2 separate regions of the Homo sapiens genome follow, and region 1 is linked to region 2. Evidence: read pairs that join two places in POLR2A ChIA-PET (ENCODE). Cell type or tissue: HepG2. All regions are shown on one strand. Each heading gives the region's core, and the rest is flanking DNA. Links, peaks and the distances in the headings are about the cores only. Region 1 overlaps NCKAP1 (NCK associated protein 1). Region 2 overlaps NCKAP1 (NCK associated protein 1).

Region 1 (12,334 bases), core at 1,762-9,761, 55 kb after region 2:
ATATCAGGAAGATTCTGAACATGACCATTCTTCAGTATACTAAGAAAAAACTTTCCCATATGAAAAGTAATATGGAGATAATAAAGACCCTAACACAATCATTTACTTGTACTATTTAATCTTTAGAAATCATTGTCAATTATGAAAATACTAGAAAAACAAACACATTTTAAAACTAAATACAGCTAACTACTTAAAACAACAGAAGCTCTATGCAGACATTTACTAACTTCAACAGGAAGTTTATGACTATAAGAAACAAAAATATCCCAAGTATCCACACAAGAATTTGGAATATATACATATCTATTACCTTACTCTTGTTGCAATTTGAAAGGGAATAAATATATAGTAATCTAAGATCTTTGCTGTAATAAAGTGGCAATGTCGTTAAGAGTTATTTTTTTCCGGTCTCGGACATAAGAATATTGTCTCAAAAAAACCCTTAAGGTATATAATCTGTATATCAAAATGTTAAAAATTAGGTAAATAAGAGCTACTATAAGCACTGTGTTGACCACTGTTTCTCTAAAAGATGCTTAAAATTAAGCAATAGAAAAATTTAGATAACTTACATTGTTGTTGCGGGTTTCTACAGCAGGGAATTTTCTGACTATGAATTTCACAGCAGATTCCAGGTTTTTGTCGATAAGATAGGATGGTTTTGCCTTGGGGTCTCCACATGCCTATAAAACAACAGTAATAAAAAAAAGTGAAATGCACCCTTCTTCTAAAATCAAAAATAGCAAATCTGCAATTAGAAATTAAAGAGATATTTATTGTTTTTGGTGAGCAGGTGATAAAATGAATAGGCAAAGTGCAGGGATTGTCACAGCTGAAATATGCAATGGGAGACAGTACAGAGATGTTCTTCTACTGAAAAAAATGCATGGAAAGTTTCGAAGCAGTTAGCGCAGAACAGCAGTGAAGGAAAAAGCTCAAACCTAAAAAAAAGAAAAAGAAAAAAAATTCTTGGTTTGAGGTAGGATTGTATTCATCTGAAGCTAATAAAATATTACAAAATTAAATATTCAGTAGAGTACTAGACATGTTTCTTTCTAAGTGTTATAAAATAAAAGCTTATGTTTAAATGTCTTTTCCAAAATGTTTTCCTCATTCACTTTAAACATTTTAATACAAGAGCCCTAGTTCAAAAGAACTGGAAGCTGCTAAAATTGTCTTTATAGTGCTAAGGTGTGTTGTCTTATTCTCTGAACATCTGAGTTACAACACTGTTTTCCATCATACCAGCAGCACTTCAAACAATGAATCTACATCTGTTCTATATATCATAAGCACAGAACAAATGGATATGTTTACGTTTTGACCGTATCAGCAGTACAGCATTCTCTGCAGTAAACTGTAAGGCACTATACAAATGTAAGGTATTATTATTAGAAAGAACTTTCTACCTGAACTATTACAATACAGAATATAATCTTGAATACTGTTCCTGTTTTATTACGTGACATTAAATTAACTGCTTGCTAGCGAGATGTTATTCCTTAGGGAATTACTAAAATTATAACATTTCTATTTAACTTCTTTTTATTGCATTTTGAAAAGGATGTGTCCTTTGGAAAGTTACATCTGTCTGCCATGTGTGAGGAAATACACTACTGCAATTTTATAGTTTTCCATTGTTTACTATGGCTATGTTGTGGATTGCAGAAAGAGAAGTTATGAAACATGAAACTGATCTGAAAGCGGGCAAGCGGGCAGAGGGAAGGTGAAAAGCTTTGCAAACCTTCCAAACTTGTCCTTGCTGGGGAAGCATTGTAATAAAAAGAGAGAAAATTACGTGTAAACAATGATTGTCAAACTATGATATACGTTTCAGAAGAAAACTTATGCACTGCAGACTATGAATAACAGAACAAGATTAGAATTATATGGTGCTACAATTTTAAAGGTATTCTAAGTAGCGAGTTTTAGTATAAAATAAATTTATAGAGTTTATACTGTTCATATAAACACTACTGTGTACGTGTACAATCAGGTCAGTTTCTTGGTGCTCTTTCTAAACCAACTTAAAATAATACTAGAAAGAAGGAAAATAAAGACTACATGCAGCTATAAAAACAGGAGCAAAACCATCAGTGAAATTTTACATACCTTAAAAAGAAACGGTAGCCGAGAATAAAAATAAATTGTTATTGGATGACTTTTGTATTTCAGCTCAAATTGTAACTATTTTTCAAACATCACCTAACTTCCTACCATGCCAAAGTATAAAAATCAATGTTAACATTCCTATATTTTCCAAATGGAAATAGGAATGCAGTAAGAAATCTCTTAATTCTCAAATATAATTAAATAAAACAAAATCTTAAGAAATTTAGAACTTCATAATCTTTAGCCAGACTGACATTACTACTATGTAAATTCCATTTCAACATCATAAATATTAAAATATATCCAACTTTCTTTGAGTAGACTATCATTTCTTTAAAATATTCTTAAAATCTTCCAATTTATATTCTTCTCCCCAAATATAATAGCTAAGAATAATAATCACATACTAAAAATTTGCCCAAACACAAATAGCTATAGATTAGCATTGCCTTACATAATCACATAATAAAAATCAAGTGTCATAAACATGCTTGAGGTAGTGCAAAATCCTAAAGTGATTCCAAATTATGTTCAGTTTTTTCATATGTGTTGTCTTTCATATTCTAACTATTGAAAAATTTAGCTATCCATTCCTCTATTAGGGACTATCACATATAATGAAAATGACAGATCACCATATCCATTTCCCACAACCACAAATTTTACTGTTTAAGAATGTAAACATATAAACAACTTCGTTGGTTGATAACCAAACAAGTATGTGTGTGCGTATGTGTGTATACACACATACACATATATAAATGAGCAGCTCTTCCTTCTTACACTGAAAACAGAAAGAACAGAATTTCATTTTGTCCAAGTCCAGTGGCTCACGCCTGTAATTCCAGAAATGGGGGCTAAGGGGCTTGAGCCAGAAGTTGGAGACCAGCCTGGACAACATAGCATGACCCTGTCTCTACAAAAAAATGTTTTAAATTAGCTTGTAGAGAAGTAAGCTCAGGGCTTTAAGAGAAAAAAAAATTATAAGGGTGTGGTGGTGCACAACTGTACTCCTAGCTACTTGGGAAGCTGAGGGAGAAGATCACTTGAGATCAGGAATTCAAGGCTACAGAGCTGTAATCACACCACTGTACCGCAGCCTGAGCCACAGAGTGAAGCTCTGTCTCTTAAAACTAAAAACTAAAAAAAAAAAAAAAAAATTCAGAAAAAAATAAAGGACTATATAATCTGCTTTCCCTGGAATTGATTTACCTTTTCCACACTGCTCAGTGGACCTTATCTAACATACTTAATTGGGAGGCAGTATGTCTCAAAGGTTAAAAACAAATATTCTGGAATAAAACTGGCTGAGTTTCAATTTTCATGACTTACTAGCCATGGGACCTGGAATATATTACAAAATATCTCCTAACCTATGTTTCTTCGTCTGTAAAATGGGGAAATTAGTACTTACCTCACAGGGTTATTATAAGGATTAGAAGAGAGATAAAGAAACCATGTAAAGCATTTAGCAAAATGATAAGCACATAAGTGCTCTAAAAATGCTAGCTGCTTTTTAATAATAGCTATAATGATGATAATAATTATCCAAGTCTAATATGAATAGTAATCATAGTAACAGTCTTTATCATAATATATATATACAACTAGCAAGTTAGTGTTAACTTCCTTATGCAACTATTAAATACAATCCCCTCTCTCAATCAAATATTTCCTTTATTCACTTTAAGCCTAAACATCTAAATACAGCCTAAATACAGCCTAAAGTCTACATTTGCTGTAACTGTACAGAGTTTAACCTAATTGTTAAGAACCTGAGTTTCAAGACAGGCTGTCCATGTTTAAAATCTTGGCACCATCACTTAGCTGTGTACCCATGAGCAAGTCATTCTATCTGTGCCTCAGTTTCTTCAACTGTTAAACAGATAATAATTACAACCTATGCTAAAAAGTTTTTATGTTCACTACATGAAAGTGTTACCTGTAGACTTTACGAGAGTATTTGGCATACCAAGAGCTCCCAAAAAATGCCAATTAAAAATAAGAGGTTAATACATACAGAAGTACTAGGCCCCATCTTATCTTTTTTCTAAAATCCACTTACTTGATTTATTTGCTTAATAACAAGAGAGACACTTGTATGGGGAATACTTAGGCAAAAAAGAAGAAGTCTATGAAAAAAATAAACTGACATGACTAAAAGTTATCAGCTAGGTAAAATATATCCTGGCAAAGAACCATAACAAATAATTCAGGTAAGAAGGCTGATTGGGCATGGTGGCTCACAACTGTAATCCTGGCACTTTGGGAGGCTCAGGTGGGAGGATCACTTGAGGACAGAAACTAGAGACCGGCCTGGGCAACATAGCAAGATCCTATCTCTACAAAAAAATTTTTAAAAAAACTTTAAGGTTTCCTACCATACTAAAACAGTATAGAAAATTCCAAATAACCAGAAGTTATAGTTTATAAAAATTCATCTTATTCCCCACCCAAACTCAAAAAACTTTCATTTTGAGGATAAGAAAATCACAACTTGCATTTTCAGAAAACAGCCTGCTATTGGTATACTTGAAATCATATATCTTTCTATTACATCTACAATATTACACAAAATTAATCCTTAACTCAAAGTTATCACCTTTTGAAGTATCAAATTTTTAAAAACTAAATACACAATTAAACTTAGTTATCAAAACATTTTAGACTAATATATTTCAGAAAGGCTTACCAGAAAGACGTAATCAAAAGATTTAACAAATTACCAATTCAATTAAACATTTGAGCACTTCTATCCCCCATACTCCCAAAAATAGAAAAAAAGGAAAGGTGAATACAGTGTAAAATGATGTCTAAATCCCTGAATTTTATAGCCCTACCAAAAAAAAAACTTTTTCAGAGAATTGACTAAAAGAGGTATTTCACTACACAGAAAGAAAACTATGCATAAAGTACAGAATTGAAAAAACAAAAACTCCCCCAAGTACCCTGTTTTACTTTATCTTGAGTCAGCATATTTTCATAAAACATAAAATACTATAATTTCAAATTTCAGAAGATCTAAAATAAATTTAAATATTTATATACTTAAATTTCCAGTTCTCAGAATTGGAACTTTATTCTCCATGAATATTCTAATTATAATATTTTAAAAGTCAGGATTATTTTATGTGACAGATAAAATTACAGTGATGTTAAAGGATACACTTAAACATAGTAATTAAAACCCTTGTCTCTTGGGTCAAGTGCATAATAGCCTATATGACCTTAGGCAAGTTGCCTAACCTCTCAGCCTCAGTTACCTAACCCATAAATTGAGGATATTATTACTACCTACTGCATAGGGTACACTGTTAAAATATTTAAAAGATAAGATACACATAAACTGTTTATTTAGGTGCCTGGCACATATGTAGTTAATAAATAAGTTCCAAATATTTTTTTAAATAAAACTTCTTTATATACATGGATACACATAGTGAGTTCTCAATTATGGAAACAAGATTTTCCATAAAAACAATTCTAGGCTGGGCTCAGTGGCTCACGCCTGTAATCCCAGCACTTTGGGAGGCCGAGGTGGGCAGATCGCGAGGTCAGGAGTTCAAGACCAGCCTAGCCAACACGGTGAAACCCCGTTTCTACTAAAAATACAAAAAAAAAAAAATAGCCAGGTATGGTCTGGCGCCTGTAATCCCAGCTACTCGGGAGGCTGAGGCAGGAGAATCGCTTGAACCCGGAAGGCGCAGGTTGCAGTGAGCCAAGATCGCGCCACTGCACTCCAGCCTGGGCAACAAGAGTGAAACTCTGTCTCAAAAGAAACAAAAAAAAAACTATAGGTCAGTAGTCAATTCAATATCTCTAAGTTCCTTTTAAAACACAAATCTGATGTTATCAGTAAAAATGAAGGACAAGGATGTTTCAGAAAACTACACAATATATTATCCGGGCCACAAAAGAAACATCTTTGATTAGAAACATCAAGCCTAGACCCTATGCCATTTTAAAGTATGACTTTAAAACACATCTTTCTGCCACTCTACCACAAACCCCCATACTGAGGCCTTTCCTCAAGCTATTACAGCATAGGATTACATACCACAGCTTAACTTTACATGGTTAATGTTACTATTTTTCCAAGAACTTACCATGATGCCAAAAAAAAAAAATACAGATTTTTAAAATTCCTCTATCTATTCACAAGAGATTAAGCAACAATCAAGACACCAAAAAAAAAAGACTGCTCAGTAGCTCACACCTGCAATCCCAGCACTTGCGGAGGCCAAGGCAGGAGAATTGCTGGAGCCCACAAGTTTGAGACCACCTTGGGCAAGAGGGAGACCCTGTCTCTACAAAATGTTTAAAAATTAGCCAAACGTGGTGGTAAATATCTGTGGTCCCAGCTACCTGGGAGGCTAAGATGGAAGGACTGCTTGAGCCAGGGAGGTTGAGTCTACAGTGAGCCCTGTTCACAACCACTGCAAACTCCAGCCTAGGCAAGAGTGAGACCCTGACTCGAAAAAAAAAAAAAAAAAAAGAGAGAGAAGGAAAAAAAACAACAAAATAATCAAGATACAAAAGATGTTGGAAGTAAAAAGAACATTTACTGTGCAATTATTGTGTGCAAAACACCTATGCTTTAGAAATTATCTAAATTATCACTCAACAGAAAGGAAAGGAGCTTCTGAAAAATTAAGTAACTTGATCAAGATTTCACAACTACTGACAGGACCTACAGAGAAATTCATACCTGATTCCAAAACACTATCTAAAAATATATGTCCCCTCCCAAAAATAATGTTTAAAAACATGCTCCACTTATTCAAAACCTCCGCTGCTTAAAACCTCAGGAAGCAGTTGCTATCACGGTAAAAATCTGATCAGTTCAATCCATTTTATTTTTTTGAGACAGCATCTTGCTATATTGCCCAGGCTGGACTTGAACTCCTGGTCTCAAGAGATCCTTCTGCCTCAGCCTCCTAAGTACCTGGGATTACAAGCACGCACTACTACTGTGCCTAGCTTCAGTTTTATTTTTTAATTTCTATTCTAACTCAGGAATAAAACACATTCCTTTGCTAAAATATGGAAGAACAATTATTTTCTAGTACAATAATTGGAAAAATGCCAAAATAGGGAAGAACAAAATGATTTTCTAGTACAATGAATTAACTGAAAAAATATGAACAAGATCTCAGGAGTCAGAGTGAGAATGCTATTCGTGAGGGCACAGAAACCAGCCCCATCTGAATAATGTCAAGGATGAGGAGAAAAATACAAAATGTGGCCAATTTAGACTCGAAAGAGGAATTTGACTTAATAACCAAGAAACACCACACGTTTTGCAAAATTGAAGGAATAAAGGGACAAAGATTCTTCCCTGAGTTTTCAACAAATTGAAATTAATACCTAGAGGAAGAATAGACGTTACCTGAAATTATGGAATGTAAAAGTAATATATACCTATGATTATTTTATGTTCCAATTTTTTAAATAATGAAAATATTACAGTATGAAAATTGTCCATAAGTACTGGAAAACTTTATATCAAGAGCAAAATAAGACTCAAATTCATCAGTAGTTAGCTTTCCGATTATTTTTTTCCTCCTGTGTTATGATGTATATTTTGGCCAACCGATCTGCTTTAAGTTAGCACTTTCCCTCTTAGGTAGGTAAAAAGAAAAGAGAGCAATCTACTGCTAGTAACTTGGATTAAGAGGCTTGATAACAAAGTATACTGAAATTATTGGAAATGCTTTCAAATTAATGTAATTTTATCAATAACTACCTCTTAATTGGAGCCAATAATTGAGATCTAAAAATATAGAAATCACAGTTATTGTCCTTTAGACACAAGTTCTGAGAAAGTCATGAACTTGAAAAACTTCAACCCATTATACACTTCAAAATTAGTGATTCAAAAAAAAGAAAAAAATTTAGTGATTCAAATGAGTTATTAATTACCATTCCATTTACAAGAAGATATATATGTCACTGTTGCCTTTAAACAGTTTTCAGCTTCCAATATACAGGATCATCTCAGTTTATGAAGCAAAGGTGTTTTTGCAGTTTTTTAAAGTATATATATTGTCATACCTTTGCGGTTAAAAAGAAATTGTTATTTAAAGGACTACTGTGGAACACATACTTCTGAAATACAAATAATTATTCTGTCTTAGCAGTAAGTAGATGTCAAACTGTATCAGGCAGTAAAATAGAATAGTGAGGAATGTTTCCTAAAAGGTAGTCTTGAGCTTAATTTAATCTGGGGGTGGGGGGGAATGAACATTTATTAAGTGTCCACTATGTTCCAAGCCCCAGAAATAGAACTAGTAACAACAGCCACCATTTCCTCAGCTCTTACGCTTGCTACAAGGCACTGTACCAATACTTCCTATGGATTCACTCATTTAATTCTCCTCTTAACCTATGAGGTTAATAAAAGCGTATTCCAAAAACGTGAGATAACTGGAATATCTATTTAAGATTACAAGAGTTAGAATCAATAAGACTAGCAAGGCTTAGAAAGCCAAAAAATACAGCTTGAAGCATAACAGAAGCTGAGAGCAAATAAGTACCATGGAGCTGGTTTTGCTAGTAGACAGCCAATGTGCAGCCTTCCAGAAATTTAGTTATAACCCAGACAACTAAATTAAATCACCACAGTTAATAATTAGCAGGAAAAGAAATTACAGGTATTTAAGAATTTACATTTCAGTTATTTCAGTAGTTAACATTGGAACAATTTCAGGGATTTTTTTCTGTTCAAGTTAAGTTTGGGTCAGGATCCAGATGTATGGAATTTGGAAAAACCTTCCAAGAGGATTCTATTATGTATCCCTGGCTAGGAACCACTGATCTCCTCACTTTGTAAGTAACCTACAGCCCAGAAATGTTAAATAACTTGTTCAAACTAAAAAAAAAGTATCAGAGCATTATCTAGAATCTAGCTCTCTCAACTCACAGAATATTCTGCAAGTACGGAAAATGTTTAGAAAATAAGTGAAGTTTAGAGGTTATATGCCTGCAAGAAGAGCATTACTATTTTATACTCTAACACAGTCATGCATTGCTTAATGTCATCAGATGATTTCATCATTGTGTGAACATCAGAGCGTACTTACATAAACCTAGATGGTATAGCCTACTATACACCCAGGGTACATGGGATATAGCCTACTGCTTTCATGCTACAAACCCGTACAATGAGAATACTGCAGGCAATTGCAACATAATGGTATGTATTTTTGTATCTAAATGTATCTAAACATAAAAAAAAACAGTAAGAATACAGTGTTATCTTATGGGACTACTGTGTATAGGCAGTCCATCATTTCAGTGTTATGTGAAATATCATTATGCAGAATGACTGTATTTTGTTATCTTTATACAGATGCTCCTCAACTTAACAATAGGGTTACATTCCAATAAACCTATCTTTAATTGAAAATATCATAAATCAGCCAGGTGCGGTAGCTTACACCTGTAATCCCAGTACTTTGGCAGGCTGAAGCGAGTGGATTGCTCGACCCCAGGAGACAGAGACCAGCCTGGGCAACACGGTGAAACCCCAACTCTATCAAAAAAAATACAAAAATTAGCCTGGCATGGTGGCATGTGCCTATAGTCCCAGCTACTCAGAAGGCTGAGGTGGGAGGATCGCCTGAGCCAGGAGGCAGAGGCTGCAGTGAGCTGAGATCGTGCCATTGTACTCCAGCTTGTATGACAGAGCTAGACCCTGTCTCCAAAAAAAGAGAAGAAATGCATTTAACACACCTAACCTACCTAACATCATAGTTTAGCCTAGCCTACCTTAAACACTTACATTAGACTACAGTTGAGTAAATTATCTGGTAATACAGTACACTGCAGAGTATCAGATCACAAGAAAGTATCATACCACTTCCTACTGCATGCCATAGCTTTTGTGCCAACAAGAAGTCAACAAATTGTTAAGTCAAACCATCACAAGTTGGGGACCCTCTGTATATCCTACTGAATAAAAACTCTGCAATCTGAAATAGTAACTAGTTAGTTTCTGTCACTGGCTGCCTGAAGTTTCTATTCATACTTCAAAACCAAGTACAAATGTGACTCTCCTCTTTACCATCTCTCCCAGATTATAATCCTTAATTCCCTTCTCAAGACTCCGACAATCCTACTTACACACTGCATTTTAGTTAAATATCTATACATCTCTCTCCCCACTAAGACACTAATTTCTTGGCACTAGAGACTTCATCTTAATTTACCTCTATTTCCCTCATGCCAGGGAACACATTCAATAAACGAAGAGTAAATGAATAAATTAAAAGGGAAAACCTCAATATTTGAGAGTAACTGAAAGAATAGCTCATATGATGGCTTATAAAACAGTTTTAAAGATGCAATTTTATTACTATCTAAAATAGTCAACTATGCAATAACAAAGCATTTTCCAGTATGGGTTCTTCTACTTAAAACAAGAGAATCATTTCAAACTGGCACATATACAACCCTACTTACAAACTAACAATTCAGTAGCTTATAAAGTTATAAAGATGGGCAGACAGTGAATTTTTGAAGTCACTCATTTATGTTATGTTTGAGTTTTTGACAATAAACATATATTCCTCTGGTAATCATTAAAAAATTTTAAAGTTACTTAACAATTCCATAAAGGAAACAAAAGATGGATTATTTATCATTGCTACTTAAAAATTAAAAATAATTATTTTCCTAAGCATCTCTGGAACACGCTTCTGCATCTGATTGACCAAAAGAGAAAATAACACCCTAAGTGGAAACAAATACAATACTGAAAGGGAAGACTAAAACCAGTTCCCCTCCCTTTACCCTGCACTGCTCCCTTCACAAACATCTTTTCTTCCCCCACTAAATAAGCAGATACTGGCTAAAGACTTTCAATTTTACAATGCTAGTCCTGTTAAACTTTTCCTTAGAAAATAAATTTATCCAAAATAATGAGAAAAGGATAGGGAAAAAAAGAAAAATATTCCTCTAATGTTTTTAAAGAAGTAAAACTGCATTTAAACCACCACAATACTCCACTTTAAAAAGTTTGTAATAGTTGTATGGGTTTTTTTTTTTTTCTCATTCTCTGACCTTTACAGTACAGGCAGAAATTTAACAGGAGGAAAAGACGCAAGTATTAACTAAGATCTTTTTAATACAGAGATTAATCTCATGTTGGTAATGGTGGAGGAAAAGAAAGGAGAAGGAAAAAAAGAAGAGAGTAAACCACACACACAAAAATTTAACTGAGCAAAATGTTTTCTTTGGGTATTTGGCAGTTTTGTTGAACAGTTATACAATTTCAGAAAAACAATGTTGCCCAAAAGAGATGCTCAGATTCCTAAATACTATTTTCACATATTACCATCCTCTACCTTCAGAAGCAATTCTGTGAAGTATGTAGGGCAGGCATTATGCTCCCTACATTACAGAAAACTAAACTGAGTTCAGTTATTGTTTAAAATGAAACATAATTTCTACTCTACTACTTCACCATAAAATCATAAAGATAGAGCTGGAATAGACTTTAGTGTTCCTTTTACAGTTAATTTTCCCCATTTTACAGATGAGGAAAAGTGAAGCTCAAGAAAGTCAAATTACTAACCAATGTTAGAGAACTCTCAGTGACAGAATGAAGATTGGAATGCAAGTCTCTTAACTTCTGGCCCAGTGCTCTTAATCCCACCACCACACAAGTTGCCATGCTGGAACCTTTAAAAATGTTACAAATCTCTACATGAGTGAGTCACATTATTAGGTCTGCAAAAGGGAAACCATATATTTAAAAACAAAAAAAAAGGAATTAAGCAACAAATAAATTTAAATGTAAAGCTACCAACAACCTTCAAGTCTTTTCCCTAAAATCCGCTTTTATGTGTTCCTACATCCTCCGTCAAACTACAAGTTCCCTAAAATTCCCATAAATTGTAAATATTAAGATCTCAAAATTTTTGACTGATGAAATTAAAAAAAAAAAACATTCTTCAGTAATCATGCTCCAACTTCCCTAATAAGCGCCAAAGCATATTACTGACAATAATAAGTTATTTTACTTAACTATTTTTCATTGTATATGTTCACTAAAATATCATTTCCACTGTATACTTCCAATTGAAACAGAGTAATTAGATCTGGTAGACAATCTAATGCACATGCATTAATGAAAATGTGATAATTGATTGGCAAACATGTATTATGAGGTGGAAGGTTTTTTTTTTAAGACTAGAAGAGGTTGAGATTGAAAAGA
Region 2 (16,953 bases), core at 5,123-13,122:
TAAGAAAAAAAAAACATTGCCAATTAAATAATCACACGCCATCAATTTTATTTTTTTTTTTAACTTTTTTTAGACGGGGGACACTTTGTTGCCCAGGCTGGAATGCAGTGGCACAATCACAGTTCACTGCATCCTTAACCTCTTGGGCTCAAGCAATCCTCCATCTCGGCCTCCCATGGTGCTGAAATTGCGGGTGTGAGCCATGGCACCCAGCCTGCCAGCAGTTTTAATTTGCATCCACATTTAAAGATGTTAAATCTAAATGTAAAAGAATGTGAGTCAATAAAACACTACATATCTTAGAGTAATAAGACAAACAGAAGTAGTAAACATTTCTTTATTTTGGATGTGACAGGCAAAAATAGAATGCAACTATGAAAAAATATAAATAAAATTCAGGTATGACTGAAAATTACAAATTTCAAACATTATTCAAAGTGCTTTTAGTTCCAAGAAAGGGGATATGACTTTCTAATTGTTGTATTCTTCTTTTGGAATAGGATCCTTTGCATAGCTGAAAATATCTAAACATATAATGTTTCATGTTCTACCTAAGGTAGACTTTGTGCCAGACAGACAGTAGTCCTGGGCTCCACATAATCTTAAAAATTCTTGCAAATTTGACCTGTGATGTGCCTAAATCTAAAAAGTATACTTCCTAATGTGTTTCATTATTTCCTTTAAGAGGCATGGTTTCTCTACCTGGTGATTTGAATTTCTTCTGCAATACTGCTAATTCAAGCTTTCCTAACAAACTGCCAAAATCAACACAGATTATACTATTTTCCAAAATAAATGCAGTGAGAAGCTTTTCATGATGATCTCTATCCCATACATAGAAACTACTATCACTATCCACTGAGATCATTTCAGCATTTTAGAAATCAAGAGACATACTAGGTTATTCCAGTCCTCTTCCCTAAAGGAAAATAAAGGGCCAAGAAGCAGAAAATAGAGTTGATATTATATAGCTTGAGGCGAGAATTCTTGATTTTGAATCCTAACCCCACTGTTATGTATTTATTTATTTATGAGACAGTCTCACTCTGTCACCGAGACTGGAGTGCAGTGGCGTGATCTTGGCTCACTGCAACCTCCGCCTCCCAGGTTCAGGCGATTCTCCTGCTTCAAGCCTCCCAAGTAGCTGGGACTACAGGCACACACCACCACGTCCGACTAATTTTTCTATTTTCAGTAGAGATGGGGTTTCACTATGTTGACCAGGCTGGTCTCAAACTCCTGACCTCAGGTGATTCACCCACCTCGGCCTCCCAAGTGTTGGGATTATAGGCGTGAGCCACCGCGCCTGGCCACCACACTGTTTATCAATCTGATCACAACTAAGTTGACTTATTCATTCAAAGATTTATTAAATAACTACTATGACAGACACTAACAAAACAAATTATAGCCATTAAGGACCACATTTTCTGGGAGGAAGAGAGGGAAGAAAAATAAACTAAGTATAACAAAAAGACTCTAACAGAAAAAGAGAATGAAGCACAATGCAGGAGGTAGTCACCACATCATCTTCATATTAATGTTTAATTTTACATCATAGAAGTGAAGTTACCAGGCATTTAATTTCCAACACTTGCTCTATTTGACCTTGATCTACAACATTTCTTTCCCTTTAGTCTAATCATGCAAAGAAGGGCCTTAAGGTAATTTGGAGTGACTGTTTTCAACTCCTCAAAAAAATGTAAGAAATAAAAGTCACATCAGTAAGTTGCTCTTTTAGAGAATTAAAAACAGACATAAAATCCCAACTTGGTTAAACTTCTTTTTGTTGGCACATTTTAATAAAAGTCCACTATTCCCTTTATTCTTAAGGATCTATTACTGAACTGTCTTAAGGACTATGCTAACACAAAAATAATCAAGAAACATATATCGCATACTAAAACTTTCAAATCCAGATTTAGAGAAAATTACAACATACCAAAATATGGAGAGATCTGATGTTTCCACCAACATTTCCACCAAGGAATCTACCATTTTTGTATGAAAAATTATTGTATTCATCATCTTTCCAAGTTCTCTGTGATCTGCAAGGCCAAGTGAAGCCTTTGAGACACTAGTATATGCCTATAAAGTACAAAAAAAAAAAAGTAGTTCAGGTAAACATAAATGACTTCGGACTTGTCATTTTACAGGGGGAAAAGCATCACTGAAAGATACTTAAACTATCTACTGTGACACTGACAGTAACATCTACTGTGTTAGTTGTCTGTAGTGACCCTACCTTGAAATTCCTATCAAGAATTTATTTAGTAAACTGAAATACTAATGTCCATAAAACAGTGTCTAATATATGAGTCATTCACACTGAACCTCAAAGGAACTGAAGTTAAAATATCAAAAGTGTAAAACAATTAATTGTCATATTAACCATACCAAAAGAAATCTTCGACCTAATTTAAGAGACAAAACACACACAGGAAGCAATCAGATAAAACTAAGTACTGCACATGTTGATTCAATGAGGTTTTAGAGTATACTGATTCACTAAAAACTGGATCATATAATACACTGTATTAATTTGACAAATTCTAGAAAAGTACTGAAGATAGTAAAAATTGGTGTAGTTTGGCCAAAAAAGTGATAGAACTAAACGAAAATCATTAAGATAGGTTGTGGGGAAAAAAATTCTACAACTGGGATACCAAATCACAAAAAGCAGATCATGTCCATGGATAGGGCACATTTCAGAAGGGCAGAGAATAAGAATAGAAGGGATGCCTACAGAATAAGTACTGTTTGTTACGGCTAGAGTTTGAGTGCAAAGAAGAGAAGGGAAATAGTAAAACATGAGATTCAACCAGATGGTGAACAGCCTGTATACCACGTTAAAGAATTTAAACTTTTTAGTGAAGCACTAAGGGTTCTATGTGGTGGCCAGTTTTTGTTTTAGAAAGATTACTCTGTATAGTGAGGAAAATAGGGAAGCATGACTGGGAAGGGAAAGGAAGCAGAAATCTATTAGAAGGCAGTAGTGGCAATAAGACGGCATTACAATGGTCTGGTTTTGAGTAATGGTAGTTTAAAAGAGTTTACTCTGGGAAATAATTAGATATAGTGGGAAACAGAATTATAGATGATGGTCAGGATTTTGGCTGTTGGGAGATACTCCTGCATGGGTCTCATGCTCCCACACACCTTGCTGGGTATGTCAAGAAGGCAAAGCCTGAGCCACTCATTCTCTAGGCCATTTCTTAGGGTTATATTTGCAGCTATCAAATTTGAGGGATGAGGTAATGTCTCCCTTGGAACAAAGAGCAAGTATGCTTACAGCTGATGATAAAATAGAGGGTTCCTCAAATTTAGTGTTCCTTATCTGCAACACAAACAGACTGCATGCACAGAATTCATTTTGGCTCCTCTGTACCACACCTGCAGAGCTTAGGGAAATAGCAGAAATAATGCATATATGCTGATGCCTATGCTGCTTTCTGTGCAGTGAATGAAGTCTTTTGTCTTTTGTCACTGACCCAGGAGCTCCATATCTTCTTGCCAGCATCCATGAAATAGTAAGAGAGTAAATTATCACCTTGTAAGTAGGATAAAAATTAAACCTCAAACCCTACCATGGCAAGGGACCAATAGGTGGATGATGTTACTATTCAATGAGACAGTGACACCACAAAGGAGACTTTTGTATTTTGTTGTTTTTGTCTACCAGAAAAGAAGAAGGAATGAGGTAGAATGATGTCAATATTCTGATGACAAAATATACTTGACATTTATCACAAACTAAGCCTAAGGAGTTTTACTTACCATTTATCAGCTTTAGAGTATAAACAGGAATTAGCTATAGCTGTGGCCATGAATTCAATAAAGAGTTCCATTAACTGTCCCACATTTTTAAAAAGCAGAATTTATTCTTCTCATCAGAACATGGGATAGTCTCCAGGAGAGACCATATGTTAGGCCACAAAACAAAGTTCAACAAATTCAAAAAATTGAAATCATATCAAGTATCTTCTCTGACCACAGTGCAATAAAACTAGAAATCAACAAGAGGAACTTCAGAAACTAACACATGGAAATTAAACAATATGCTCCTGAACAATGTAGAAATTAAGGAAATAAAAAATTTATTGAAACACATTAAAAATAGAAACACGATATACCAAAACCTATGAAATACAGCAAAAACAGTAGTTAAGAGGAAAGTTTATAGCAATAAACACTCATATTAATAAAGTAGAAAGACCAAATAACCTAATAATGTACCTTTAACTTCGGAAACTAACATATGGAAATTAAACAATATGCTCCTGAACAATGTAGAAATTAAGGAAATAAAACATTTATTGAAAGAAATAAAAACAGAAACACGATATACCAAAACCTATGGGATACAGCAAAAGCAGTAGTAAGAGGAAAGTTTATAGCAATAAACACCTATATTAATAAAGTAGAAAGACCAAATAACCTAATAATGTACCTTAAAGAACTAGAAAAGCAAGAATAAACCAAATCCAAAGTTAGCAGAAGGAGATAAGTAATAAAGATCGGAGCAGAAATAAAGAAAATTCAGACTAAAAAGAATACAAAAGATCAACAAAATAAAAAGTTAGTTCTTTGGAAAAATAAAATTGACAAATCTTTAGCTAAATTAAGAAAAAAAGAAAGAAGACCCCAAAAAAATCAGAAATAGAAAAGGAGACATTACAACTGATACCAAAAACTTCCAAGGATTAGAGATTATGAGCAACTATATGTCAAAGAACTGGAAAACCGACATGAAATGGATACATTCCTAGACACATACATCCTACCAAGAAGAAACAGAAAACCTGAAAGGACCAGTAATAAGTAATGAGATAGAAGCAGTAATAAAAAGTCTCCCATGAGAGAAAAGCCTGGGACCTGATGGTTTCACTGCTGAATTCCAGCAAATATTTAAAGAACTAATACCAATTCTACTCAAACTGTTCCAAATAATTGAGGAGGAAGGAATACTTTCAAATACTCATTCTATGAGGCCAGCATTACCCTGATACCAAAACCAGACAAAGACACAAAACTACACGAAAAGAAACTACAGGCCATCATCACTTACGAACATAGATGCAAAAATGCTGAACAAAATACTAGCACACAGAATTCAACAACACACTGAACAGATCATGATCCAGTTAGATAAATACAAGATGGTTCAACATATGCACATAAGGACAAAACTGTATAATTTTAATAGATGCTGAAAATGCATTCAATAAAATTCAACATCTCTTCATAATAAAAACTCTTAACAAACTAGGTAGGGAAGAAAACATAGCTCTTAAAAAACTAGGTATGGAAAAAAACATACCTCTTAACAAACTAGGTATGGAAGAAAACAATAAAGGCCATAGATGATGAACCCGCAGCTAGCAATACACTGAATTGGGGAAAACTGAAAGCATTTCCTGAGATTTGGAACAATACAAGGATGCCTGCTTTCAACACTTTTATTCAACACAGGACTGGAAGTCCTGGCCAAAGCAATTAGACAAAAGACATAAATAAAAGGCATGCAAACTTGAAAAGAAGTCATCAAATTGTCCTTATCTGAAGAAAATATGATATTATATTTACAAAAACCTAAAGACTATTAAAACTGATCAACCAATTCAGTTTCATGACATAAACTCAACATACAAAAATCAGAGGCATTTCCATGTGTCAACAGCAAACACACTGAAAAAGAAATCAAGAAATCTCATTTACAATAACTACCAAAAAAAAAGCCTATGAACAAACTTAAACAAAAAGTGAAAGATCTCTACAATGAAAGCTATAAACATTGATGAAGGAAACTGAAGAAGACACAAAGAGATAAAAAGATATCGGCCGGGCGCGGTGGCTCACGCCTGTAATCCCAGCACTTTGGGAGGCCGAGGCGGGCGGATCACGAGGTCAGGAGATCGAGACCATCCCGGCTAAAACGGTGAAACCCCGTCTCTACTAAAAATACAAAAAATTAGCCGGGCGTAGTGGCGGGCGCCTGTAGTCCCAGCTACTTGGGAGGCTGAGGCAGGAGAATGGCGTGAACCCGGGAGGCGGAGCTTGCAGTGAGCCGAGATCCCACCACTGCACTCCAGCCTGGGCGACAGAGCGAGACTCCGTCTCAAAAAAAAAAAAAAAAAAAAAAAGATATCTCATGTTCATGAATTGGAAGAATTGATATTGCTAAACATACCACCCAAAGTGATCTACAGATTCAATAAACTATCTATCTAAATACCAATGACATTCTTTACAGAAACAGAAAAAATAAATCCTAAAATTCATATGGAACAAACAACAACAAAAAAAAAACTAGAAGAGCCAAATCAATCCTGAAAAGTACAATCCAAAAAGTACAAAGCAGGAGGAATCACATTACTGATCGCAAAATCTACTACAAAGCTATAGTAATCAAAACAGTATGGTGTTGGCATAAAAGCAGATACAAATATCAATGAAACGGAACACAGAACCCAGAAATAAATCCACACATTTACTATTAGCTCATTTCCAACAAAAGTGCCAAGAATATACATTGGGGAAAGGACAGTCTCTTCAATAAATTGTGCTGAGAAAACTGGATATCCACATGTAAAGGAATGAAACTAGACCTCTATCTCTCATCATACAAAAAAAATCAAATCAAAATGAATTAAAGACTTAAATGTAAGACCTGAAACTATGACACTACTAGAAGAAAACACTGGTGAAACATGCCAGAATATTGGTCTGGTCAAAGATTTCTTGAGTTAGACCTCAAAAGCCACAGTGAACAAAAGCAAAAAAATGGATAAATAGGATCACATTAAGCTAAAAAGCTCCTGCACAACAAAGAAGGAAACAATCAGCACAGTGAAGAGACAACCTATAGAATGAGAGAAAATATCTACGAACTATTCAACAGACAAGGCATTAACAATCAGAATATATAAGGAACTCAAACAGCTTAATAGCAAAAAAAAAAAAAAAAAAAAACAAAACTGATTTTAAAAATGGGCAAAAGAGCTAAACAGACATTTCTCAAAAGAAGACATACAGGTGGCCAACAGATATATTTTTAAACTGCTCCCCATCAGAGAAATGCAAATTAAAACCACAATGAGACATCATCTCACCCCAGTTAAAATGGCTATTATCAAAAAACAGAAAATAAATGCTAACGAGGATGTGGAGACAGGGGAACTCTCATATACTGCAGGTGGGAATGTGAATTAGTAGAGCCGCTATTGAAAACAGTAGTGTCTGAGGTTCCTCAAAAATTTGAAAATAGATCCAGCAATCACACTGCTGGGTATATATCCAAAAGAGAGGAAATCAACATACTGAAGAAGTATTTGCACTCCCATGTTTATTGCAGCAATATTCACAATCGTCAAGATATGGAACCCAACCCAAGTGTCTATCAATAGATAAATGGTAAATATATACACAATGGAATATTATTATGCCATAAAAAATGAAATCCTGTCTGTTGCAACAACATAGACGGAACTGGAAGAAATTATGTTAAGTGAAATAAGCCAGGCACAGAAAAACAAATGTCACATGTTCTTACTCCTAAGTGGATGCTAAATAAATTGATCTCATGGACGCAGAGAATAGTATGATGGTTATAAGAAGCTGAGTAGGGAAGGTAGGAAGTGGGAATAAAGAAGGATTGGTTAATGGGTACAAAAGTACAGTTAGGAGGAATAAGAACTAGTATAGCACAATGGGGCAACTATAGTTAATAATTTTCTGCATCTTTCAAAATAACCAGAAGAGTAGATTTGGAATGTTTCCAATATGATGATATGTGTTTGAGGTGATGAAATATTCCCACTACCCAGATTTGTTCATTATACACTGTATGCTTGTATCAAAATATCACATGTACCCCCATAAATATGTACAACTATTATGTATTCATAAAAATTTAAAATTAAAAAAATTAAATCAGAATTTAAATAACATTGTGAAAACAAATTCAGAAGAAATGGATGGTAACAAAACAAGATAATGATTTAACTGCTTGACAACAATGGGGGGAGAAACATGTTACTAAAAAAGAATAGGTTTAAGTAAAAGAATATAAACAATTTGAATAAATTAGAAGACAGACGAGAGAAGATATTTGAAAGAGCAACTAAAAATGCTTAAGGGACTGATGGAATACACAACAGAATGAGATCACTTAGGAAGTAGAAAAGAATGACAAAAATACAAAGAGAATTCTTAAGAGTAGGAAAAGGACAGAGAAAGATGAAAGTGACCTATAAAAAAGCAATGACCTTAGAACCAAACTAAATAGGACACCAGTGAAGGCACAAAGTACACTACTAAAATTCTCCCAAAGGCTTACTCTTCTGGTCTGCTCTACTCAACCACTACTGGCTATCTATAGAACTCTTCACCACTCTCTGGCCATGTGCTTTTACCTAACAATTCTTGCACTTCTACCTGAAACCAAAGGTCAGTGATCAAAGGCAGATCATTCATAGTTCTTGTGAATATTTTCCCCTTCTTACAGTAATCCTTTATACTCAAAAGTCTCTTTACTTGCTCTTTACTCATTGTTTGTCCTTTCCTTTTTCCTATTCAAAGCAATTTTAACTTGAAAAATGCTTTATCCCTTCTAAGACTGAAATTAACTGATAAACATATTCTGTCTATGACATCTCTTAATCTTTCAGATTTTCAGCTGCTATTTTTTACATTTTTTATGCTTTGTCTCCATAGCTAGATTATAAAATCCTCAAAAGATGAATGTGCTATTTTTCTACAGATTATATAATACTGCTCAGTATTTTATCTTCTGTATCCTACAGTCTAATCTGTAGGCTTGGAACTTTCACCTTTGAGCTGCTTTTCAATACCTATGTAAACCTTCTAGATTCTGGACCCTGCCTGCTACCTTGCACTTTTGTTCTCTACTTCTAGTGAACACTTCTCTGGCTTAGTGTTATGTCCCATTCTTTCCTTCCTTTGTATGCATTGTCCTGTTGTCACTAAAAAAAAAAAAAAAAAAAAAAGGGTCTGTATGCAGTAGAAAGGGTCTGAGTGACTGCATGTTCTAAACGTGGTTAACAGCAATGTTATGCATTGAATTGTATCCCCGAAGAAAAGATGTGCCTAAATCCTAACCCCCAGTACCTCAGAATGTGACCTTATTTGGAATTAGGGTCTTTCCAGAGCTAAGCACATAAAAATGAGGTCATTTGAATGGGACCTAATCAAATATAACTGGTAGCCCTATAAAAAGGGAAAATTTGAACATGAAATATGCAAAGAGGAAAAATGAAGTGAAGAAACACAGGGAGAATGCCTTTAGAGTAATGCAACTACAAGCAAGGAACAACAAAGATTACCAGCAAATCACCAGAAGCTAGGAGAGAGAGATGGAAGAGGTTCTCCCTTGCAGTCCTTGAAACAAACCAACCCTGCCAACACCTTGCTTTCAGACTGCCAGCCTTCAGAACTATGAAATAATACATTTCTATTGTTTAAGCCATCTAGTTGGTACTTTGTTATGGCAGCCCTAGGAAACTAACACAAGTAGGTATAGATTACATGAAAAAAAAATCAGATAGCTAGCTAATAATGCTCTTATAAAAATCTTAAAAAACTTTAAAAATCTACACATAGGAATAATCAGGTCTACATTCTTCATGTTCACTCAATGCTTTTTATTTTGCAGTGACTGAAAAAGGCTAAAATTCTCACATGAATAACTCAAATGTAAGGGTGCATCTGAAATGCATCTAAATCTCTAAAATTCTCTGAGCCCAAGTATTGGTTTAGGCACTCCTATAAACCCAGAACAGGAGATTGAAGCAGTTCAAGCTTTATGACAATGACTTTCAAAGTTTTAAACATGTATATCCTTTGGCAGAGGAAATTCCACTTCTTTTTTTTACAAGTTCTACTTTTGTATTGTTTCATTGCCTTTTTAAAAACAAAGAGGTGTCAATTTTAAAACTTTATTTGTAATAAGAAAATAACCTATAATATATACACATTTAACATTTTGGGATGTTGGTATTTCAAGTGTACTTCCCTGATCTCCCACTAACTGGTAAGGTATTTAATGCTTTTATTTATAAAAGTCTTCATTTCTAAAAATAAGCTCCCTAGAGAATATAGAACAAAAAAGAGAAAAGTGCTTATGCATTTTGAGGTTGGAAGGAAAGAACCTAAGAAAAGCAAAAGCACCTCAGAGTACTAAGCAGACCGCCAGAAAAGTATGGTCATCCTGAGAGTCATTCCTGAGACTGTATCCATCTAAAAATGGCTTCCACAAAAAAATACTTCTTATATTTTCTCTTTTTAATTAAACAAATAGAAATTTTATTTATTTATTTTTAACAGCAAAACAGGCCAGGCACTGTGGCTCATGCCTGTAATCCCAGCACTTTGGGAGGCTGAGGTGAGAAGATCACCGAGGCCAGGAGTCTGAGATCAGCCTGGACAACATAGCAAGATTCAGTCTCTAAAATTTTTTTTTAATTAGCTGGGTGTGGTGGCTTGCACTTATAGTCCCAGCTATTCAGGAGGCTGATGTGGGAGCACTGCCTGAACATACGAGCCTGAGGTTACAGTGAGCTATAACCATACCACTGCACTCTAGCCTGGGTGACAGGGCAAGACCCTGCCTCTAAAACATAAATAAATAAGTAAATATTTTTTTAAAAAGACAAAAATAAATAGCAAAACAGTACATAGTACTATCTAATTTACTTGTTTGAACATCTAAAAAAATATAGGCCAGTTATTAAAAGTGAGTATTTCTGGAGAATGAAACTGGGAAAGGGGCAAACTGAATGTTTTGACTTCACAATGAGTCAAATGACTATATTATCATTTAAAAATATATGGATTTTTAAAACATGCACATTATTGAGAACACTGGGCCATTTTCCCATAATTACTTAAAATATTTACAGGGCAACTAATTTTTATCATTAAGGTTACAGTATACACCAAGGTGTTAGGCTTGCATTCTTAATGCCTTTAGGAACTATTTATATGAGACATATATTAAATGAACACTCTAAGTCTAATAATATTTATTTGTTTTTCAGAAAATGGAAGTTTTTTGTACAGATCGTGGTGGTAAACTATGGCCTGTGGGCTACCTGCTTGTTTTTATAAATAGTTTTACTGGAATACAGCCATGCCCATTAAGTTATGTATTGTCTATAGGTGCTCTCACACTGCAATGGCAGAGTGCAATCATGATGACGGAGACTATATGGCTGCAAGCCTAAAATTTTTTAGCAGCTGTTTCTTTATTAGAAAAAGTTTGCTGATGCCCACAGTAGATTTTAAATATTTTCTCAGAAAAGATTTTGTGCTTTCACTTTAGAATTAAATATTTGAATCAGGATAATCAAGAGAGAGATTGGGATTTAAATTTTTAGATATTTTAAAATTATAATAATCTATTCAAAAACTCATATTGGCTTAAGTTATTAATATATTTATCCAACTTTAATAATTAGTACAAAATGTTTCTTTTATGGTTAATTATACAAAAGAAATATTTTCAATAGGTATATAACAATGAATATTTTATAGTTGTTATAAAATTTTTCATGTTAACTAAAATAACAAAACAGAATGACAATAAAAGGTTATTCTTACCTGTAACCTAAACCAATCTAATCTCATTCCTCTGAAATCAAATACTTCCCCATCTTCAACTGTAGTAATAGAAAAAAAAAAAAGATTACAAAGCAAATTAATGTTTTCACAATCTATAAGCACATTTTAAATTTTAAGAGCTAAGACAATTCTACTTCTGAGTATACCTAAAACAATTAAAGCCAAGGTCTTAAAGAGATATATGTACACCCATGTTCACAGAAGAATTATTCAAACAGTCAAAGGTAGAAGCAACTTAAATTTCCATTGATAGATGAATGAATAAACAAAATGTAGTATCTAAATACAATGGAGGCCGGGAGCAGTGTCTCATGCCTATAATCCCAGCACTTTGGGAGGCCGAGGCAGGTGGGTCACCTAAGGGTCAGGAGTTTGAGACTAGCCTGGCCAACGTAGTGAAACCCCATCTCTACTAAAAATACAAAAATTAGCTGGGTGTGGTGGTGCGTGCCTGTAGTCCCAGCTACTCGGGAGACTAAGGTGGGACAATTGCTTGAACCTGGGAGGCAGAGGTTACAGTAAGCCGAGATTGTACCACAGCACTCCAGCCTGGGCAACAGAGCGGGACTGGGTCTCAAAAATAAAATAAATAAATATCATGCACTATTATTCTGCTAAAAAAGAAAGGAAATTCTGACACATGCTACTATGGCTGAACTTGAGGACATTAAGCCTAGTGAAATTAGCCAGTCACAGCAAGACAAATACTCTGTGATTCCACTTATATGAGGTATCTAGAGCAGTCATGCTCACAGAAACAGAAAGTTGAATGGAGGTTGCCAGGGGCTAGCAGGAAAGGGAAATGGCACACTGTTGTTCAATAATCATTAAAAGAATTTGTTTTGCAAGATGAAAATGTTTTGGAGATTGGTTGTACAACAATATGAATATACTTAACACTACTGAACTATACACTCAAAAATGGTTAAGATGGTCAATTTTATGTGTATTTTACAATTAAAAAATAAAAACATTTTAAAATTAAAGAGTGAAGACAGTGAAACAATTCTCAAATCCTGTAAAGATGATGATAAAGGAGACAGTTGTGCTAAGGGAAGTAAAGGCTTTTCTCCTAAGCTCTCTGATTCTTAGTGTGCTTACATGTCAATTTACAGGAGTTTGAATAGAATTTGAGAGATCCTACGAATAGAAACTTTGGACAGCATGCTGAAGTTCCACAAAATAACTCTATATAAACCAAATATCACCAGAAAAAATTACTTTAGTTTCATTACTTAGATGTGGTAGCAATAAAGATTGAACTAAGAAAAATGTTTATACATTTATTACTCAGAAGTTTTCAAGGTTTCTGATATCCTTTATTAAAAGACTATAAAACTAAAACACACTATCGATCCACTAGAATGGAGTGTCAAATAATGGCAAGGTGATTATATGACATCAATTTTTGAGATTGACAGATTTGAGCTCAAATTCCTACTTTTGCTTAACAGCTATTAGAGCTTGGCAAATTATGTTCAGTAACTGCGAGGTTAACCCTCAAACCCAGAGTTTCCAAATCTGTCAAAAGTAATAACAGTGTTGAAAAAAGAATGTGGAGTAAATGGGATAATATATATGTAAAGTGCCTGGCACAGACTAAACATTTTATAAATGGCATTAAATATTGTTATTGGTATGCTTGGACCAAATATATGATTTGCTACAAAATGCAAATGTTTTATTGTTTTTGTTACAAAATGCTTTTTTTCCTGCTTAATAATTAGAAATATAAAACTGTAATTATTATTTTTGTAAATAGCATCACAAACCCATTTTGGAAATCTTTGCTTCAGAGAACAAAATTAAGATAAAAGATAATAGATCATTAGCCAAATTAATTGGTAAATTATCTCCTTAATAATCAAGTTTGAAAATCTAATTAGAAGAAAATATGCTTTTATTTAAAAGGCTTATTACCTTGTTTTACACTTAGGGAAGTCATAGTGTTAACAAAAGAGGACATGATGATTGATTCATCTTCAGGGCAAACAGAAAGATTCTGAAAAACAAACAAAAAGTAACGTTAAAAACATCTATAGTTGGGAAACAACTCAGGTCTATCAATTAGTGGACGGATAAACAAACTGGTATACCCATACTATGGAATATTTTTCAGTAATAAAAAAGAAATGAAATTTTAACACACACCATAACACGAATCTCAAAACCATTACATTAAGTGAAAGAAATAAAAAATAAATGATTTTGTGTTAAAAAGTAATTTTTTCATACACTATATAGGAAAATTTATATGAAAAAGTATTTTTAAGGCGAAAGTATAATGACAAACACCAGTTGCTGTCAGGGGCTTATGCAAGAATGATGAAGGTGTACCATAAGGGTGTATAAGTAAACTTTTAAAGGTGTTGGAAAAGTTCTGTCTTGAATATGGTGATGGTAATAGTTGCACAAATGCATACAGCTACCAAAATTTACAACATGCACTAAAAATGAATGATTTTTGTTGTCTGTATGTTAGGCCTCAACAAAATTAAGACCTAAAAATCCTTTTCAATCTAGCTTAAAAAATGAATATTTGATAAACTGTATTTAAAGTGGATGCTAAAAAATAAATTCCTTTTAAAAAGTGGATGCTTAGCTTACAAACAGTATAAATAAAACACATTTTTAAAACTTTATGATGCGAGTGAACTGTACACTTAAAAATCATGAAAATGGTAAATTTTGTTACATATATTTTACCACAATAAAATATTAACACCTATTGCAATCAACTATGCTAACAGGTTTACAACCTTAGTTCTAAATTTATATGCTAGCAAATGGTGAAAAACATTGTGAATATACTTTGCAACAGAAGAGGGTGGTAAAATGCTCAGGCTTTGGAGTCAAAACTTGAGTTTGACTACTGGCTTTATTACTTATGAGCTGTATTGGTGATAAGGAGCAAATTACATAAGGCATTTCTTCTTCAACAAATAATGATAACTATATCCACTCTCACAGAGGTTTTCTACAGATTTGGTAAGATACACTATCAATAAATCTGGCAATTACTAATATCAGTATGATTGCTGCTGATACTATACTATTACTATAATTCCAGAAGAAATGCTAAGAATTAATCTTCTCAGTATTAGTAAACTCCACTTTATATAAAAATAGATTAAGTAATTCAGGAATTCTGGTTTACTTTTTAAACTGTATGCTAGTATGAATAAATAATAAACAGTAACAAAAGCTTCTGGCTTATCTGTTAAGTAATAACTATTCAAATAAAATTATAGTAAGGCAATAATACCCCAGGTTTTCTGTTCCCTTTTTAAATGACCATAGAAAAGAAGTATCTGAGCTCCATCTAGTGGATAAAAGAAGAAATAAACTATAGAGTTTAGAATACTAGCTTGTAACAGCATGTAACTCAAGGTAAAAAAAATTACATGAACAATTTTTTTCCTTATTATATTTTTAGGTTGATTTGAAAAAAATGAGATCTTCAAAGTATGGTTATTTCTCTGGAAAACTAGCAGCTTTAGAGAAGTCTTTATATAAAGAGGATTCTTAACTGTTTTCTTTATACTATGTATTAGCTTACAGTCATTTGAAACATGTAATTCTATAAAGTGAAGCAAAATAAAATATTATTTCCTTAGAGTCAGTTTATTTGGAATAAAAAGTTTTTTAAATTTAAATAAAGATGAAAAATATTGAATAAATAAATTATGGAAAGCAAAAAAAGGCTAAAAACCAATTAAGGAAAAAAAATTGGACATTTAAATGGGAATGTCTATATGAAATCTTTATTTACTGGCCATCCTCTAACAATCTTCTTCAAAAAGATTTTTATTCTACTTTCCCTCTAATACTTAATTACCAATTATATTGTCTCTATCATCTCTTCTGAATCTCCATAGCTACTGCCCATGTTCAGACTCTCATCACCTCTCATCTAGCCTACTGCAGTCATTTTTCTTCTGGTCTCTCTGCCTCCTCATTTGGTTCCCAGCAATCTACCATCCACACTGAACCAGGGTGATCTTTTTAAGTAGTACACCTGATTTATGATTAACCTCCTCTTTCCCAAGGCCCTCTGTAATTTGGTTAGCGTACACCTCCATCTTCAGGATAAATAATTGTGTCTTTCCTTGTGTTCATTCTGAGCTTTATATATACTTAATGCATAACACCTATCACATTGGACTACAACTAACTGTTTCTTCCCTTCTAGGTAATGATCTCCAAAATATAAACATGATTTATCACTTGGCACATGATATTTCATAAATGCTTGTTGAACAAACAAATAAAATACTATCAAAGGTGGGAAGGAAGGAACAAAAGGGAAATAGTATGAGATAGTTTTTACCTGCACGAGTTCATTGAGGACAACAGCATCAAAGCCAGAAAGGTACTGCACGTAATACCTCTGCATTACAGGTCCGTATTTCCTCACATGTGCTCTAAGTTCTTCCATGTAAAATATTAATTCAGCAATGTGCCTTTTTTAAAATTTCAAGAAAAATATTCAAATAATAAATTCATCATTATTAAAGAATATATTCGATGCCCTTAATCTTATTTCTAAAAGTATTTTTCTTATAAAGGGCATTGTTTAATACTTAATGTCAATTACTTCCTTTTTAAATCATTTCATGAATAAAGAAATCATGGAAAGCAAGAAAAAAAGAAGAAAGAAAAAAAGTTAAAGCTAAAAATCGACAGCAGAAAATCCAAACTGAAAATAAGCAGGGCCGGGCACAGTGGCTCACGACTGTAATTACAGCACTTTGGGAGGCCAAAGCGGGCTGATCACATGAGGTCAGGGGTTCAAAACCAGCCTGGCCAACATGGTAAAATCCCATCTCTACTAAAAATACAAAAGTTAGCTGGGCATGGTGGTGGGTGTCTGTAATCCCAGCTACTTGGGAGGCTGAGACAGGAGAATCACTTGAACCCAGGAGGTTGAGGTTGCAGTAAGGCAAGATGGCATCACTGCACTCCAGCCTGGGTGACAGAGTAAAACTCCGTCTCAAAAAAAAAAAAAAAAAAAAAATTTAAATTAAAAAAATAAACAGGACATGTTATAAATACATCATCAAAAAATCTCAAATAAAAGAAGATTAGCAAGAAATAAAATTTTTCTGTATGCTCTTATTTCTCTGCTCCATTTTTCTAACTCTTATTGAGAGACTGAACTAAAATAAGACACATTTTAATGACACACTGAGTTGCAACTCTAAAAACAGGATTTTTATTTAAATGTTTTGTGTAGTAAATAGTTTTAAAAAATGAATTCCATAAGAAATATTACTGAGCATAGCAAGAAAACAAAAACTTTATCACCACAAA

What was found. ChIA-PET counts read pairs that join two places held together with the same protein. Peaks named below come from ENCODE experiments on the same cell type or tissue, not always from the same donor. Only the 100,000 strongest peaks of a DNase experiment are listed, where the experiment ranks them.
Region 1: POLR2A ChIA-PET joins it to region 2 with 12 read pairs; 6 of 35 experiments call an interaction of 5 or more read pairs at or near these places.

Annotation. Positions count from the first base shown.
Region 1 is chr2:183,023,231-183,035,564 of GRCh38, forward strand. NCKAP1 (NCK associated protein 1) reads right to left here. Exons shown (of 31, transcript NM_013436.5): 2 at 576-686. Among named protein-coding and RNA genes, the nearest start is that of NCKAP1, 9.1 kb to the right of the region's middle. In HepG2, for the core only: no CTCF peak of the experiment used is centred there; a DNase peak (open chromatin) is centred at 9,161.
Region 2 is chr2:182,965,274-182,982,226 of GRCh38, forward strand. It overlaps NCKAP1 (NCK associated protein 1), which reads right to left. Exons shown (of 31, transcript NM_013436.5): 13 at 15,971-16,103; 14 at 13,561-13,642; 15 at 11,620-11,678; 16 at 1,943-2,088. Among named protein-coding and RNA genes, the nearest start is that of NCKAP1, 65 kb to the right of the region's middle. In HepG2, for the core only: no CTCF peak of the experiment used is centred there; DNase peaks (open chromatin) are centred at 8,398 and 8,888.